Linked DNA regions of Homo sapiens: region 1 is linked to region 2. A link is a loop called in an ENCODE intact Hi-C map of the cell type or tissue named here. Cell type or tissue: Caco-2. All regions are shown on one strand. Region 1 overlaps FBRSL1 (fibrosin like 1). Region 2 overlaps LOC105370092.

The links. Peaks named below come from ENCODE experiments on the same cell type or tissue, not always from the same donor. Only the 100,000 strongest peaks of a DNase experiment are listed, where the experiment ranks them.
Region 1: a loop joins it to region 2, with 3.0 times the contacts of the local background. A loop is called at or near these places in 8 of 110 quality-filtered maps.

Annotation. Positions count from the first base shown.
Region 1 is chr12:132,520,178-132,528,177 of GRCh38, reverse strand. It overlaps FBRSL1 (fibrosin like 1), which reads right to left. Exons shown (of 19, transcript NM_001367871.1): 3 at 2,355-2,444; 4 at 190-225. Among named protein-coding and RNA genes, the nearest start is that of FBRSL1, 34 kb to the right of the region's middle. In Caco-2, a CTCF peak has its summit at 4,155 (motif pointing right); DNase peaks (open chromatin) are centred at 3,581 and 4,182.
Region 2 is chr12:132,426,562-132,434,561 of GRCh38, reverse strand. LOC105370092 reads left to right here. Exons shown (of 4, transcript XM_047429966.1): 4 at 1-8,000. The coding sequence starts at 194. The coding sequence ends at 1,258. Among named protein-coding and RNA genes, the nearest start is that of MUC8, 44 kb to the left of the region's middle. RefSeq lists a silencer at 3,954-4,123 and an enhancer at 5,353-5,887. In Caco-2, no CTCF peak of the experiment used is centred here; DNase peaks (open chromatin) are centred at 3,521 and 4,061; H3K4me3 peaks cover 1,363 bases.

The sequences.
Region 1 (8,000 bases), 94 kb before region 2:
CACTCTGGAGCTTGTCCACCCCCCACCAACCCCATGGTGTTTGAGGCCAGAACCAGTCTGGGGCTCCAGAGGGAAAGCGGGCACGGGACTGGGGTGAGCTAAGTTGTGGGGCCTCGGACAGGTGAGGTGGGGACCTGGTCCTAAGGCCCCAGGGGGACAAAGATGGAGGAGGGGTGCTGGGAGACTTACAGAGTAGCCTCTCCCCGAGACCGCATGCGCAGAGCTCTGCAGGAAGGAAGAGGGGACAGTCAGTGAGGCTGCCACTCGGAACAAACTCCCAGGGATGCACCCGACAGCTGCCCTGCAGCCCTCAGCCCTTAGCCCTGCCCCGCAGCCCTGCAGCTCACAGCCCTGCCCCGCAGATCCACAGACCCGAAGCCCTCAACCCTGCCCGGCAGCCCCGCAGCCCACAACCCTGCCCCACAGCCCCACAGCCCTCAACCCTGCCCCGCAGCCCACAACCCTGCCCCACAGCCCCGCAGCCCACAACCCTGCCCCACAGCCCCGCAGCCCACAACCCTGCCCCGCAGCCCCGCAGCCCTCAACCCTGCCCCGCAGCCCCGCAGCCCTCAACCCTGCCCCGCAGCCCCGCAGCCCTCAACTCGGATGGGGACAGGTCCAGATGCCCAGACCCAAGACCACCAGCGAGACATCCTCTCAGGCAGGGGCCACGAGGGCTGAGGCCGCAGGGAGGAGGACAGAGTTAGGCGTCGTGGTGGGGTCCTCCCCAGGGGCTGTCGTCCTCCTGAGGGGCCCAGCCAGTCTGAGGCTCCCCTGCAGCAGCTCTGGGATCCAAACCCGAGGAGGCTCCCACAGGGACGCCCTTGGCTAGCTCCCTGTCCCCAAGAGGGAAGGCCCCACCAGAAATGCTCCTCAGAGGAGGCAGGAAGACCTGGGGGAGGTCAGCCCAGGGCCCCAGCTTCTGCTGACCTCCCTCCGTGCCCACCCGCCAGAGGGGTCCATGGTTGCAGGACTTTGGGGAGGGTGCCCTGGCTAGACAAGGAAGGCTTCCGGGAGGAGGTACCAGATGGAGCCCTCAAAGGAGGGTTCACCACAGGGGCCTGACAGGTGGTGGGGGTTGGGGCTGGGGGATGGTAGCTGGGGGCCCCTCAGACATCAGGGCACACTCTGGTCTGCAGGGGCAGCTAGGGGCCCCCCACACCTCTGGTGGGGATCCCTCTGGCCTGCAGGGGCTGCTGAGGTCCCCCACACCCTTGGATCCCTCTGGCTCGAGTGGGTGTTGTGAGGTCTTCAGGACAGAGGTATGGATCACACCAGCTACACACTCAGACCACCAGGGCCTCCCCCAGCAGGAGGGGTGGGGAAACAGGCTCAGGGCTGCTGTAGTGGATGGGGTGGGTCACTGAGCTGGGCAAGTGGGGCTCACAGGGAGGGTCCAGAGCCCCCTGAGGAGTGGGGGGCAGATGCAAAGATCCAACACCCCCTCTGAGGGGCAAGGCAGAGGAAGAAAAGGAGGGCTTTGGGGCCAGCTGACGGCAGTCCTCCACTCTCCCAAATCAATCCACAACCCCCACTGCAGAGTCAGGGAGGACACCCCCTCCCCTTCCCAAGACAGACCCTTGCCGGGGACAGGTCAGCTCCTGAAGGGCCCCAGGATGTCAGGGGACAGAGCCCAAGGCCCTGGGTCCCGATGGGCCCACCCGCCAGCTCCCAGCTGCCAGAGGGGTGGGAGGGCCTTCGTTGCCCTGAGTTTGAGCCTCAGCCCCAGCTGCTGCATTGTGCCCAGAATGTGACTTCCTTCACCAGGGGCTGGCAATTAGAGGACAAACCAAGGCAGCGGCAGTCCCAGGTAATTCCCAGCCTATTTTCCTAACTTGTGGCAACAAGATGGGGAGCCGGGCAGTGAGGCCTTCATTTAAATGATAATGAGATGCCTCAAGTTCCAGTCAGCAGAAACCTCCCCACTGCCCCGCCAGTGCCCATCTCAAGACTCGGCGGCCGTCCGCCTGCCCTCCACCCACAGGCCAGCAGTGCAGGCACAGCGTCCAAGGCTTAACGTTTTGGCCTCTGGGCTCCTGCCAGCTCACTCACCATTTCTTCATTTAAATCTCTCCTAATGGGAAAGTCCTAATGAGTAAAAAATCACGCTTTAACGAAGGCAAAATGCTCATTGCTAAGACAAAGCCTTGGTGGGAAACCGGACCCTAACCAGCGGCTTCCTGGACGCCCTTGTGCAGGGTGCAGCGGGCAGGGGGCCCAGACTCGGACTGGACGCCCTTGTGCAGGGCACAGTGGGCAGGCGGCCCAGACTCGGACTGGACGCCCTTGTGCGGGGCGCAGCGGGCAGGCGGCCCAGACTCGGAGCCTCCGGGCGCGGGCAGCTGGGTACTCACATCGCTGAGCGGGTCCCGGGAGCTGGTGGCTTCGAGGACGCTGTCGTCGTCACTGTCCCGGTCGCCCCCTTTGGACACGGTGACCTTCATCTGGGACAGAGAGAGACACTGTCTCAGGCAAACCCCCACCTCACCGCGTCCGCATCGGGGCCCCCTGGCTAGGGCTACATGCCTGCTCCCGGCACCCCAGCACCCCGGCCCCAGGCGCCCCGACAGCCGCTGGGCGCTTTGGGATGTGACGAGCTGTGGTGGGCTGGGTCCTGGTCTGGGGGCGGGAGCAGCAGCAGGACAGAGCTCTGCACAGCCAGGAATGCCATCCCAGCTGACAGCGCACACACTGATAACACACTCTACCAGGACGGGGAGGACCTACCCAGGACCCACCGGCTCAGTGACACGAGAACCGCCACGTGCTTGGAGCCGCCCCTTCCACAAGCCGCTGACTTTGAAGGCATCCTGGGGGTGCTAGGGACCACAGGCAGGGCCTCCACCCACACCCTGGCTGGTTCGCACCACCCCATCTGGCTGTACAGGGCTATGACCTCCAGGTCGAGCCTCAGTGCCACCCACTGTCCCCTGGCTGTGCCCACAGCACCTCCTTCGGTCGGCTCCATGCCAGAGCAAGCAGCGAGGTGGTGGTGGGACCTGCCTGACCCTGGCCATGGGCCCTTGGGCCACTGCTCGGCCTCCCCGTGCCTCAGTTTCATCACCTGCTGAAGGGAGCACCCATACTCCCTTCACCCCACCCCCACGCCCCACGCCCACCGCCACCACCCCTGACACCAGCCAACATGGGCGCCGATGCGTGCCAGGGCCTGGCCCGGGCGCTTTGCACACACTCACACATTTGCTCACACGGTGGCCCCGAGTAGAAACTATTTTCCTTTACATTTCACGGATGAGAAAACAGAGGCGCAGACAGGTTAAGTGACCATGCAGGGACCAGACCCCGAGCCCTGCATGTATTTACTTTTTTTACTTGGAAATAATTTCAAACCTGCACAAAGCTGAGGGAAGTGAGAGGCCAGAGCTCCTGCTGGCCAGCGCCCAGCAGGGACGCCCCTGCACAGCCAGCGCCCAGACTCACGTGGAAGCCCAGCGGTCTCCCTCTCTGGCCAACTTGGATCTGGAACAATTCTGCACCTTGTAGTGACACGCCCCAGCACATCTGGGCCCCCAGGCCTCGCATGCCAGGGCCCCTGGTGAGGTTCTTTACTTTGAGTCATCCAAGTCAGGAGCACGCCCCAGCCCGGGGAAACCCGTCCCAGGACTGGCTGGTGTGGCTCGCTGCAGCCATGAGCCTGGCTCCCTGCCGACCTTCGGCTCAGCCAGAGGCCCGCTCTGTGCACCTCCTGCAGCAACAGGCCTCCCTGGGTGGCTGACAGGGTGCACACAAGGCAGACGGTGCCAGTGCGAATTAAGGGATGTCACCCAGGCCCCTGAGGTCAAATGCCCCCGGCCCATGAGGTCCATCAAGCCGCACAGTAGCAGGCACCCACACTGGAGGAGGCCCTGGCCGGGCAGGGATGCAGCCCCGAGGAGTCTGAGCCTTACTGGGCGGGAGCCGGGGGCAGGGTGGTGGGCTAGTGACCTGCTCAGCTGCACAGTAGCCCTCACAGGCCCTGGCCAGGCTGCCCGGCTCTTCCTGGCACTGTGGCCTCGGGCAAGCGACTGGCCTGCCCCAGCCTCAGTTTCGGCATCTGTAACTGTAACATTCGGGAACCCTGGCAGGGCCCCTCGGTGCAATGAGGTTTAGGTGGAGGCACGGCCTGTGCAGCAGAGCCCGGGGCCGGCACCTTCCAGGCCACCAGGGGTCACTGTTGTCACCAGCTGGACTCTCACAACCTCTCCTTTCTCACCCCCGGAGCTGGCACCACGGTCCCAGCTGGGCAGCCCTGCCCACCGGGTCCCACACTTGCTGCCCTGCTGGGGCCATCAGGGGTTCTGTCCACCTCTGCAGGAAGCCACGTGTCCCACTCCTAGCGGTTCTCAACGCGGGGTCCCGGGAATGCATCATCGTCTCCCAGAGCCTGCAAGGAATGAGTTTCCAGCCCGCTCCAGGAACCGTGTATCACCGGCCCCCTGGGGAGTCTGACCATTGGCGATGGCCCCATGAGCCCTGCACTCACTTCTAGGGACAGAGGCTCAGGGCAGTACCTGGCAGCGATGGGAAAGGCTGCCACAGGGCTGCTGAGTATAGTGGTGCAGGCTGCTCACTGCCCAAGGACACCTGGCCGATGGGAAGGGAGGTGGGTCGGAAACACCCACACAGCTGAGCCGTGAGGAGTAGGGCACCTCTCTACACTTCACACCCACACAAAAGCCACCTCCGGTCAGGGCTGGGCGCAGATGGAACGCGTCACCCCCATGCCACAGAGGGGCTCGGTGGGCTGCCCTGCGTGTGCTCCTCCCAAACCCGGAGGCCCTGAAAGGTGGCCAGGCCGGTCGTGGGGTGGGGTCTCTTCCCCTTCCTCGGGTGGCCGGTTTTAGCTCTGAAAGTCCCACGTCTCGAAAAACCCTGTAGAACTGGGAATCTGTGTCCTGGTCACCCCACTCTGTCCCCAGGCAGGACCTCAAACAGCCAAGGTGGCTGCCCTCAGCCCAGCCGCTTCTCAGTGCTGCCAGCCACACCAGGGGCCGGGGAGGCCACACGTCCACTCCCAGCAGGAGCTGGAGGGACAAGATCACAGTCCCTGGATGACAAGTCCACGTCTGGGGCCAGAGGGGGCCCCTTTTGCCCTGGAGGGTGGGCAGGAGCTACTGCACCTGTGCCCACCCCAGCCTTGTGGTCTGCCCACCTATCTGTCCACCCGTCCAACCGATGCTTATGGAGCCCTGACGAGCCAGGTACCGTTCTGGGCAGTGAGCAGAGCCGACCCAAGCCCCTGCCCCCCCTAGAGTGACAAAGGAGTGACTGTTCCCAGTGCACACAGAAGGTGGCTCCGTCTGCCAGGCGGCAGGTGCGGGGGGAAAGGCAGCGCAGGCCGGGGAGGGCCCCGGACACAGCTCACTGACGGCACCAACGGCCCAGCACACACACTGCAGCCCTGAGTTGCCCTCCTCACAGGGCACCCTGCTGCTCCACCAAGCCTGTGCTTCCTGGGGTGGGGAAGGAAGGCTGAGTCTGTCCAGTTATGTCAGCAGGTGGGGCGTGCAGCAGGAGCAGGGCAGGAGGAACAGCTCCCTGTGGGCCAGCATGGAGCGCCTGTCAGTTTCTGTGACGTCAGTATCCAAACCAAAGCTGATGGAAGCCACTAACAGTTTAACAGCCGGCTTCAAATTTCCTGAACCCTCAGCAACCTGCTCCTACAAGCTGCACTCCACTGGGCAGCCGCAGACCAGCCGCTGGTGGGACCAGGAGCACTGGGGCCCTGAGGGTTCTGGCAGTAACCGTAGGAACATGGTGGCTCCAGGCGCACAGAGCCCCTCCCCCAAGGTCCCCTCCCCTCACCAACCCCCTCCCTCCACACCGTCCCCCAGCTCCAGGCTGCACGTCCAAAAATCACTGCCTCTGGGTTGCCCACAGAAACATGGTTCCACTGGGAGGCTCGGGCTCAGTCGGGGGCTCAGGTGCGGCCTGGCCTGTCCGGTTCTAGTGCCCTTGAGCTGTCCTGTTGCTGGGAAGGGGCCAGAGAGACGGGAGCCAGCAGTGGCCCCGCCATGCAGCCAGGAAACCCTCTAGGGTGCACGGAGACCCGCAGGCACACACACCACCCCAGGCTGAGGGGCCGCGCCGGCTGCACACAGAGACCCACGCAGACCCACAGGCGCCGGCAGGCTGAGGGGCCACGCTGGCTGCATACACACACCCACACCCCTCTCTACCACAGCAGTCACACTGGCCCTGTACACACCTCACCCCATGCACACGGACTCATCGCCCCACCTGCTCCCCAGACCCGCCCCAAGGCTCTAAGCACGCACTGTCCTGCGCAGGCCCCGCCCAAAGTGGAGCACCCAAGAGGCCCCACACCAGCCCCCGTGTCCTCTTGTGCAAACTGAGCAGAAGGTGCCCTCCCGGGGAATGTGCAATGGTCAGGGCAAATGCACGCACTACATACGGCACGGTGGGAATGGCAGCCCTGGAGCGGTGCAGTGCACAACTCTGACAGCCATACTCTGCAGCCCTGGTGAAGTCTCACACCAATCGGATCACACCAGGGCGACTCTCACACCCCATCCCATGGCATCACATTCAGACAAGGACTATCCTACAGGGGCATGAACTGAGACTGGCCGGCCACGATGCCTCCAGCCTCTGCACCTGCAGGCCTGGGAGCGAGGGTGAGAGTCGGGGGCTGCCTGGGCTGCTGTTCTAATGCAGACCCTGGAGAACCCTGAGAAGGGGCCTACGGCTTCCTCAGACCTGCCAGGCCAAGGACAGGCCCCCTGGGAGATGGGGCAGAGGTCAGGCCCCCACACCCCCTAGTTGGGCTGGGCCACAGTTCCAGCAGGAGACGGGAACGCGACGCCCCTGCAGAAATGGAGCACAGGTATGCAGAGGCGGAGCTGCCGCCATCCGTGTCTGAGTGGAAATGAGTGTGGACACAGCGCACCCCTGCCCCAGCCCCACAGCCTGCGCTCCCTCCTCCTCGCAGCTCCCGCTTCCTCTTAAGGAGCTGAGCCCCTAGAACATGGCTCCTGGCCCAGTGCAAACAGTGCTCCCTCGGGGAGCTTTCAGGACTCCTGGGCCTCCCCCAGGGACTGGATGTCATGGGTCCAGACTTGAGACTTTCCAAGTTCCCCACCCACCAAGGTTGAGCAGCCTCAGGGGACTGCAGTGGGTGTCCAGCTCCCTGGCTCAGGGCAGGGCAGGGCAGGGCAAAGAGGGAGTGGCTGCTTTCGTCCACAACACTCCATTTCCCCACCTCCCACAGTCCCTACCAGCTCCCAGCTGGTCCTGGTTTCCTGCCTGTTTTGGGAGCCCACAAAGCCGTCCCCGAATCCTGAGAGCAGGTGCCTGGCACAACTGTGGGTGGGTGGTACCTCTCTCCGCTGCCTTCGCTCCCGAAGGGACAGTCCCAGAGCCCTCACAGTGTCCCCAGGCCTGGTTGAGCCATGGATGATGACTATGGGCCCCTCACATTCAGCAAGAGCAGAGCCCGACTCTGGGGCCCCTCTGTCCCGAACCTGCCCAGGCCACAGGGACTTGCAGGCAGATGCTACGCCCTGCCTTCAGCCCTACCACAGTCCCCTGCTGCTACCTCCTGGGGGCTGGGCTCATGTCCCTGGTCGGGAGGAGCCGATGCCGCACCCACAGCACGTGACACCAGCGACTGCATCCTGCTCTGTTTTGTGGACTGTTGTCCCCACCCTCGGGCGTTTGGAGGGCAGGGGCTTTGTGGCAGTCACTGGTGCTGCTCCAGAACTTGTACTCCTAAGGTGAGCCTGATGGGGAAAGGAAGTGACCCAGTTCCGGGGTCAACCTGAGCAGGGGCTGCCTCGGGAAAATTGCCATCTGCAAAGAAAGAGATGGGAGAGCCCTGGGGAGCGTCCCAGACAGCAGGAGCAGCCAGGGAAAGGGAGCTCTCCCACAGCTGCTGGAGGTGTGCAAGGAGGGTGTGCTAGAGGTGTGCAAGGAGGGTTGCTGGAGGGTGCAAGGAGGGTGTGCTGGAGGGGTGCAAGGAGGGTGTGCTGGAGGGGTAC
Region 2 (8,000 bases):
AGGTGAGGCAGCACGTCCAGCTCCCCGATGGAAGATCCAGCTGAGATCACGGATGAAGGCGGCTACACTCACAGCAGATCTTCAGTGTAGATGAAACAGCAGCAACAGTGACAGCAGCAACAGGGCACAGGCCATCTCTAGAACTTTCTGGAACAGGACACGCAAACTGAGCCCCGTTGCCCCTGTTGTACCAATGAGGACGGAGGCTGCAGAGTGGGCGGGCGTGGCCTGGGTCAGAACCAGCCCCGTGGCTGCACCCGTGGGTGCACGAGCTTCGCAGCCAGCTGCCAGGGCGCTTTGGCTCAGCACGGCCCTGGTGACCCCAGGCATGGTGCCGATGTCACCCCAGGCATGGCGCCGACGTCACCTCAGGGTCAACTCATGCCTGACGGCCCCGGGATGTGGTGATGGGGTCTCAGCTGCGCACCTGTGGGCGCCACCTGCAGTTCCTTCTGCCGTCCCCGTCTTTCCCTGGGCTCTGGGCACCCTGGGAGAATGCCCGTTCCATCTCCAGGGACTGCTCTGGCCTCGGAGATACTGTCGCCCAGTGACTCTCAAGTCAGAAACCACAGGCCGACGCCCTGCTTGCTGGGCTGTGCCGCAGCCTTGGTCTGATTCCAGGTGTGTCCCTGCCCAGGGCTGTCTGCCTGCCACTGCCTCTGCCCAGGCCAGGACAACGGGGGCAGCTCAGGGGTCCCTCCAGCACCTGACCAGGGTGATGGGGAGACCCTCTGCAGGTGCAGGGGCCCATGAGCTCCCACCCCAGCCTGCCACACCCGCGGGGGAAGCACCTGCCCTGGTAAGCAGCGCCTGCCTGGGGCCCTGGGAGCAGACCCGGGGGGAGGGGCTGTGCCGAGGCCACGTGCAGATGCCAGGGCTTGCCATGGCAACCAAGGACAGGCATCCTCGGCTGGCCAGGCGAGGGCGTGTCCTTTCCAGCTCCCCGATCTTACATTCTTTCCCTGCACCCACCATATGCACACATGCACACAGACATCTACTCTGTACACCAAACATGCAGACACGCCAAGATAAGCATGAACATACAGGCACATGTAACCTTGGCAAACACACACACATGCCTACCAGGCACGCCGCAGACCCCGACACCATCACACACAGGCCCTCAAGTCACATGCGGTTATGTTTCCAGCCTCCTGTGCAGACAGGCATACGTGCACAGCCCCACCCGCCTCTGCGTGTCCACGAGCAGACGCGCACCTGTGCGGATCCAGACACGCGTGCACCTTGTGGATAAGCAGACGTGCGTCTCTCTGGACGTGCGTGCTCATGGGCACGTGCGTCTGCATTCAGATCTGTGTACACATCGCACCCTGAGTACCCACAGACACGCGTGAGCTCTCAGGTGTGCACACGCGAAGGCACGGCTCGCGGCTTCTGCGGAGGCCTTTCTGATGGATGGAACAGGTCCTCACTGTTCTGGACAGGAGTGGGAGGGCAAGAGGCCCAGCCTTACACAGTCAGTTAAACGCCGTCGGCAGGGCTCCCCACGGCAGGGGCGGGGGTGGAGGGAAGATGCGGAGGTGGTGCACTGGAAGAAAGGCTCCAAACAGCTGCAGCCCAGTCCCTCTCGGGGCCCCACTTGGCAGCGTCTCCTGCAGGGCCTCTGAGCTGCTGGTTTTGGAAATGCAGCCAATGCTGAGGTCCCTCAGCAGCCCAGCAGCAGGCCAGGAGGGCTACGGAGCTGCCAGGGGCTTCCAGGACAGCTCTGGGAGGGCCAGGGAGCTGCTAGGGGCCTCCAGCAGCAGGCAGGGAGGGCTGCGGAGCCGCCGGGGGCCTCCAGGACAGCTGTGCCCTGTGGTTGGCCTTCTGTCTTTGGGCCTCTGTGCTGGGCATCTTGGAGAAACCAGCTGTGGCTGTGTGTGCTCAGGGCTGGTCAGGGGCCCCACGTCCCACCCCCTCTGGTGCCCCTAATTTTAGGAAAACCCATGAGAAACTACCATCTCTACTGAGCACAGAACGTGCTTTCTAGAAGATTCCAACCCAGGAGTCTCGTTAGGAGGTAGCGGGCCTGCAGCAGGAGGATTTTCTTTCGGTGTAATTTAAAAATTAACTTTTCCATCCCTCTGAGAATCTAGAGTAGCAAGTTCTTGAGGGAACGGGACAGGCAGCGGCCAATGCTCACAGGCCTCTGCTGCACGCTAGTGACGAAACGCAGCGGAACGCGTGCTCCCAGCCTGGGGCCAGGAGTCTGGAGTCAGGCATCGTGGGGCCGAGGCTCCAGGGGAGGATCCTGCCACCCGGTCTGGCCTCTGCTGGCACCCAGGTGCTGGCTGTGGCTGCAGCGCTGCAGTCTCTGCCTCCTTCCCTTGCGTCTCCTCCTTGTCTCTGTTTTCTCTTCTTATAAGGATGCCTGTGTTTGGATTTAGGGTCTACCCTCATCAGCTGGGCCTCATCTTAACCAACTCCACCTGCAAAGGCCCTGTTTCCAGATGAGGCCGCAGCCTGAGGTTCTGGGTGGACACCATTCTACCCAGTACCACGTATGTACATACTCACGGAACCCTCCAACGCTCCTAAGAGAGGGGCCCCTGATGGTCCCCAGTTTACAGGCGTGAAAGTTCCAGGAGGAGGCTGAGCTGCACAGGGTCACTGGGTGCTGGGCACTTGCCCCCGTCGCCAGCTGCTGCCCAGAAACCACCCCCACACTTTGTGACCTGCAGCAACACCAGGGATGATTTTTATCCTGAATCCACAGCTCGGGCAGGTTTGCTGCGGACGGCTTGTTTCTGCTACACTTGGCAGGAGCTGGGGCTGCCCACACGCTGGGGGCCGAGTTCGCCCAACGCTCAGGCACCTGGTGGGTCGTGGTGGCTGTCGGCTGAGCCCTGGCCAGGCTGTGACCAGACACCTGCAGGGGCTCCTCTGTGTGGTCTGGGCTCCCACACAGCCTGGCAGCTGGTTCCATGAGTAAGAGCCCAGAGCCCCCAGCCCAGAGCCCAGAGCCCGGAGCAGGCCAAGTGGGCCGGCTGCAGCCTTCTGCCCTGTGCTCCTCCCCAGCCCGCCATGAAGGCCGTGCATTCAGGCAGCGGGGAGCGGGGCTCCTCTCCACGGGGGGGTTGAGGGGGAAGGCAAAGGTCTGGAAGAACACGCAGGACTGAAAATATTGTTTCGGCCATGTGTGCATTTTTGGCACAATCTACCATATTAGTAGACGCCAGTTCCAAACCTGGAAACTTGAGCCTCTGGACCTAGGTCTCTGGATCCTCAGCACGGACCAAGCCGCATCTGGGGAGCGCCTGCCGGGGAGCCAAGCCCGCAGGAGGGGCAGGTGCTGGCGGGGGCCGTCACTGCAGTCCTCATATGGTTAGGCCGGGGAATGATATTTCCTCTCCACCTCTCTCGGTGGACCCTAAATCCAAGAGAGAAGACATCTTTCTCACGGCAGCCCCATCTCAGGCAGATCCTGTCGTTTGCAGCCTCTGACCTGTGGGAGGAGCCCAGGCCTGCCGGGAGGCGGGTGCACACTCACAGAACGTGCAGCGCAGGTGTGCACTCTAGAGCCCACCTCAGTGCTGAGGTCGACGTCACCCCCGGGCTCTTGGGCCGTGGCCAACGGCAGGTATGTTGCAAATCTGAACAGCATGGTGTTTCTAAATGTGGGACCTTTGCCCCCAAATCCAGACTTCCGGCTTTTCTTTTTTCTATTTTTTTTTTTTTTTGAGACGGAGTGTCGCTCTGTCGCCCAGGCTGGAGTGCAGTGGCGCGATCTCAGCTCACTGTAAGCTCCACCTCCCAGGTTCACGCCATTCTCCTGCCTCAACCTCCTGAGTAGCTGGGACTACAGGCGCCCGCCACTACGCCCGGCTAATTATTTGTATTTTTAGTAGAGACGGGGGTTTCACCGTGTTAGCCAGGATGGTCTCGATCTCCTGACCTCGTGATCCGCCCACCTCGGCCTCCCAAAGTGCTGGGATTACAGGCGTGAGCCGCTGCGCCCGGCCCCAGCTTTTCTTTAAAAGAACAGAAGGTGGAGCAAGGCTGAGTCCACACCCTGCGAGTCAGGAAGTAGCTGCAGCTGTCTGCGGGCCGCCGCCTCGCCCCGCGGGCTCCTGCCTGCTGTGCCACGCCCCTCACTGCTCCCCACCGCGTTGCAGCTGGCGCTCCACCTGCCGCTCACCAGACCAGGGCTGGCAGCCCCTTCCCAGACCTGCCTCTCTGTGATCTCATGTGACCATGGCAGCTGCAGCTGTCTGTGGGCTGCACACCCGGGCACGGTGGCAAGCTCCCGGGATGGGGGATGATGAGCAACCCTCAGATGGCCCCACAGTGTGCCAGGTATCGCCCTTACACACCTGTAAGGGCGTCACCTCATTTCATTCTCATGACAGCTCTCTGGGGGGGGGCATCATCACTATCACCTTACAGATAAGGAAGCTCAGGCACCAAGAGGTTAGATAACTTGCTCCAGGTCACATAGGGACGATGAGCGTTGCAGGTGTGTGCAGGTGTGCATAGGTGTGTTCCAGTGTGTGCAGGTATGCCCATGTGTGTGCAGGTGTGCTCCAGTGTGTGCAGGTGTGCTCAGGTGTGCGCAGAGGTTCCCAGGTGTGTGCAGGTGTGCCCAGGTGTGTGCCGATGTGCCTAGGTGTCTGCAGGTGTGCTCAGGTGTGTTGAGTGCCAGGCACGAGGAGCCGAGGCCCTTCCACATGTCTTACCCCAGGCTCCAGCGGCCCAGTTCCAGGGTGGGAGGTCTGCCAAGGCCTCATGGCCGCCTGCTCAGGATGGGGGAGGGCACCTTCCCCTTCTTGGCCATCTGCCCAGTCCTCTCGGGGTTGGGGGCTGTGCTGGAGGGGGCGGGCAAGGACGTGCCTACGCTGTCATCTGGTGGCTGCCTCCCAGGAACTAGGGAATTCCAGGTTCCTGTCCAGAGTCCACCCGCAGGCTCCTGACACCAGTGGCTCCCCCAGGCCCAGAGGACGCAGGCTGCTGAGGGGCTGCAGCCCATCAGGGTCCCTGCCTGAGCCCCGCTGTCAGGCAGGCATCCCACAGGAGCACCCTGGGCTCTGCTGCCTTCCCGCGGTTTCCTGTTGTGGGCAGGGCCACAGGGGCTGTTGGGGAAATTCAAGGCCTGGGACCTGGGAACTTCCAGCCTGGGGAGGGAGACGGGCGAGGGCCAGGAGCGGGTTTCAGGAAGTGACCAGTGCCCTGGGAGAGGGAGAGTGGCCGCAGGTGGCTGCTTCCCACAGGCCCCATGGAAAGGACATCTGAGCTGAGGCCTGAGGATGGGAGAACCCTCATGTGTGAAAATGGGGAAGTGGGCGGGAGGTGGGGAGGTGGGCAAGTCGGCAAGTCACAGGGCGTGGGGTAGGAGCTTGAGCGTCACCGTCGGGAAGAGGCCGTGTGGTCAGGGAGGGAGGAGGGTGGCTGCCGTTGGCAGCTGTCAGATGGGACTCGCAGGCAGGTTTCGGACAGGTTTCCTTTCCCAGGCCATCTGCGAGAACAGAGACGAGGGCTTGGATCAGTTTCTGTCTGAGTTGGCGCCTTCCCAGGCTGGCTGTTGGCTCTGCTCCCTTCTGGGACCTGTTGGGATGAGCAGATCAGGGAGTATTTTGAGCCGAAAGGTACGTGGGGAAACTGGGACTGACAGCGAATTCCCTGTCTGCGTTTGCCCACATGAGTTTTTCTTTGTGCTCTTGTGCTCTCAGGAATTCAGCCTCTGAATCCCTCCTGGGCCTGGGGTGGAGCAGGGTGAACACATACGGAAGCGTAAACACAGCGGGCCGACTTCAGCCTGCAGCTCAGCCCTGCGGTCTCCTGGGCAACGCGCTGCGTGGGGACATTGTCTCTCACCTGAAAAGCTGCTTACGGGCCCCCACCTCGTCGTGGGTTTAAAGCGGATTAATGGGAGGGTTGGTGGTTCTGGGGCTGGCAGGGCTTCCCAGCAGGGGCAGCCCCTTCATGTGGTGGCGAGCTTGGTAGTGACAACAGGCAGGCCGCTGTGCCCCGGGTGGGTGGCTGGAGCTGGGCGTGGGGTGTCTCCCCGTGAGGACTGTCTGCCCTGCCCGCTGCTCACAAGCCTTCTGCGTTTCCCACCACGCTCTCCTCACCTTCTACTGGGAGGAAGGTCCCAGGGCACGGGAGGGACCCTGTCTAGAGTGGAGCTGGGCTGCCCCATCTCAGGTCATGGGTCACGGCTGCCCCATCTCAGGTGACGGCAGCCCCCTTCAGGTGAAGGCCAAGGCGCGGCTCTTCTCCTCCCAGCCTGAAGCAGATCCTGTTGTCTGCAAGTACCCAGCATCCGATGGCTTCTCACGGCCTCCACCCCGGCCACCTGGTCCGAGACACTGCTGTCTCCGGCCTGGACTGGTGCAGTAGCCAGCAGCTGCTGCTCTCGCCCTCTATGGGGCAGCCTCACACGGCCCGTGGTGCCCCTGCTGGTGCTCAGTCCTTGTGCGCTCCCTCCCTTGAGCATGTGCGGGACCTGTGGTTTATCTCAAATGAATAGAAAATGGCAAAAGCAATGGGGTGTCACTTCCAAATCTGGTCGCGGAAAGACCCTGGTCTATCTTGCTCATCCCTCTCACCCTCTCCCACGGTCTGGTGAAACCAGTGGCTGTGCCGAGAGCTGCCATGGGGCAAGAGACTGAGGGCGGCTTCCAGCTAAACGCCAGTGAGGAGCTGAGGCCCTGAAGAACTGAATCCCGCCCAGAACTACATGCCTGAGCTCGGAGCCATTTCTTCCCCATGGGAGATGAGACCCCTGCCCAGCTGAGTCCGGATTGCAGCCTGTGAGACCCTGAGCCTGCGGATCCAGCCAAGCCATACCTGATCCTTGATCTAAGGAAAATGGGAGCTGATAAGTGTGTGCTGTTTTCAGCTGCCAAGTGTGGGACCCTTTGTGATGCTGGAGTCAGTAGATGCCGCAGGCTCACCCCGCCCTCTCCTCCCAGCCAGCATGATTATGTCAAGACCAGATCAGCTCACAGCACTTCCCTGCTCATGGCTCCTAGTGTCTCAACAGCCCCAGGCCCTGCCCCATTTGTCACCTCCCAGCCACCCACCCCAGGCCCTGCACTGTTCGTCACCCCCTGGCCACTGCCTGCTCCCCAGGCCTGCCCTGTTCATCACCCCCCCAACAGGCCTTGAACCATTCATCACCCCCCGGCCACCAGCCCCAGGCCCCGCCCCGTTCGTCACCCCCCCCCGCCACCCACCCCAGGCCCCGCCCCGTTCATCACCCCCCCACCGGCCACCCGCCCCAGGCCCTGCTCCGTTCGTCACCCCCCGGCCACCCGCCCCAGGCCCCGCCCCGTTCGTCACCCCCTGGCCACCGCCTGCTCTTTCCTTGCTTCCTGGCCTTGAGCCACATGGGGCAGTTTCCTGAACATTCCCACTGTGTTTGCACAGGAGGTTCCCTCTGCCTGAGATGCTGCTCCCTCACGCCTTCCAACATCAGCTTCTCAGTGAGCCCCTCCCTGATCTCTCTGCTTAGCCTCAGATTCCTCCCGTGTCCCTGCCGCTCCTGCTTATTTGTCTCTGCAGGATTCATCAGCATCGGGCCCTTCCAGCTGTCAACCTACCCCCGCTGCCACTGGGACGCACACTCCACAAAAGCAGGGTTCTCCTGTGTCTTCTCTCTCCCCTGCAGCACCCCCAGGGCCTAGAGCAGTGTCTGACACACGGTGGAGTCTCAGCAAACATTTGTTCAAGGAGTAAACCGCAGGAGTGGAGGGCAAATCCAAGCGTGAGCCTGAGCCTGCGTTGCTGCGGGAATGTGAGCAGGTGCCCCGGTCCACCCCGGCAGAGGCCTCCCCCGCCCAGCGCGTTTCGCCACATCTCCTCTGGCCAACTGAGTCCTCGCAGAAAGGTGTGTCAAACAGATCATTCCTCCACCTGCATCCCTGAGTGAGGACAAACAGCAGGTCCCCTGAGGACGTGTGAGAGCAGTTGCCTGAGTGAGAGATACGCCTTCGCCATTGAAGGCACTGAGTCTGGGGACTGTTTGTTAGAGCAGCAGAACCAAGCAATCCTGACAG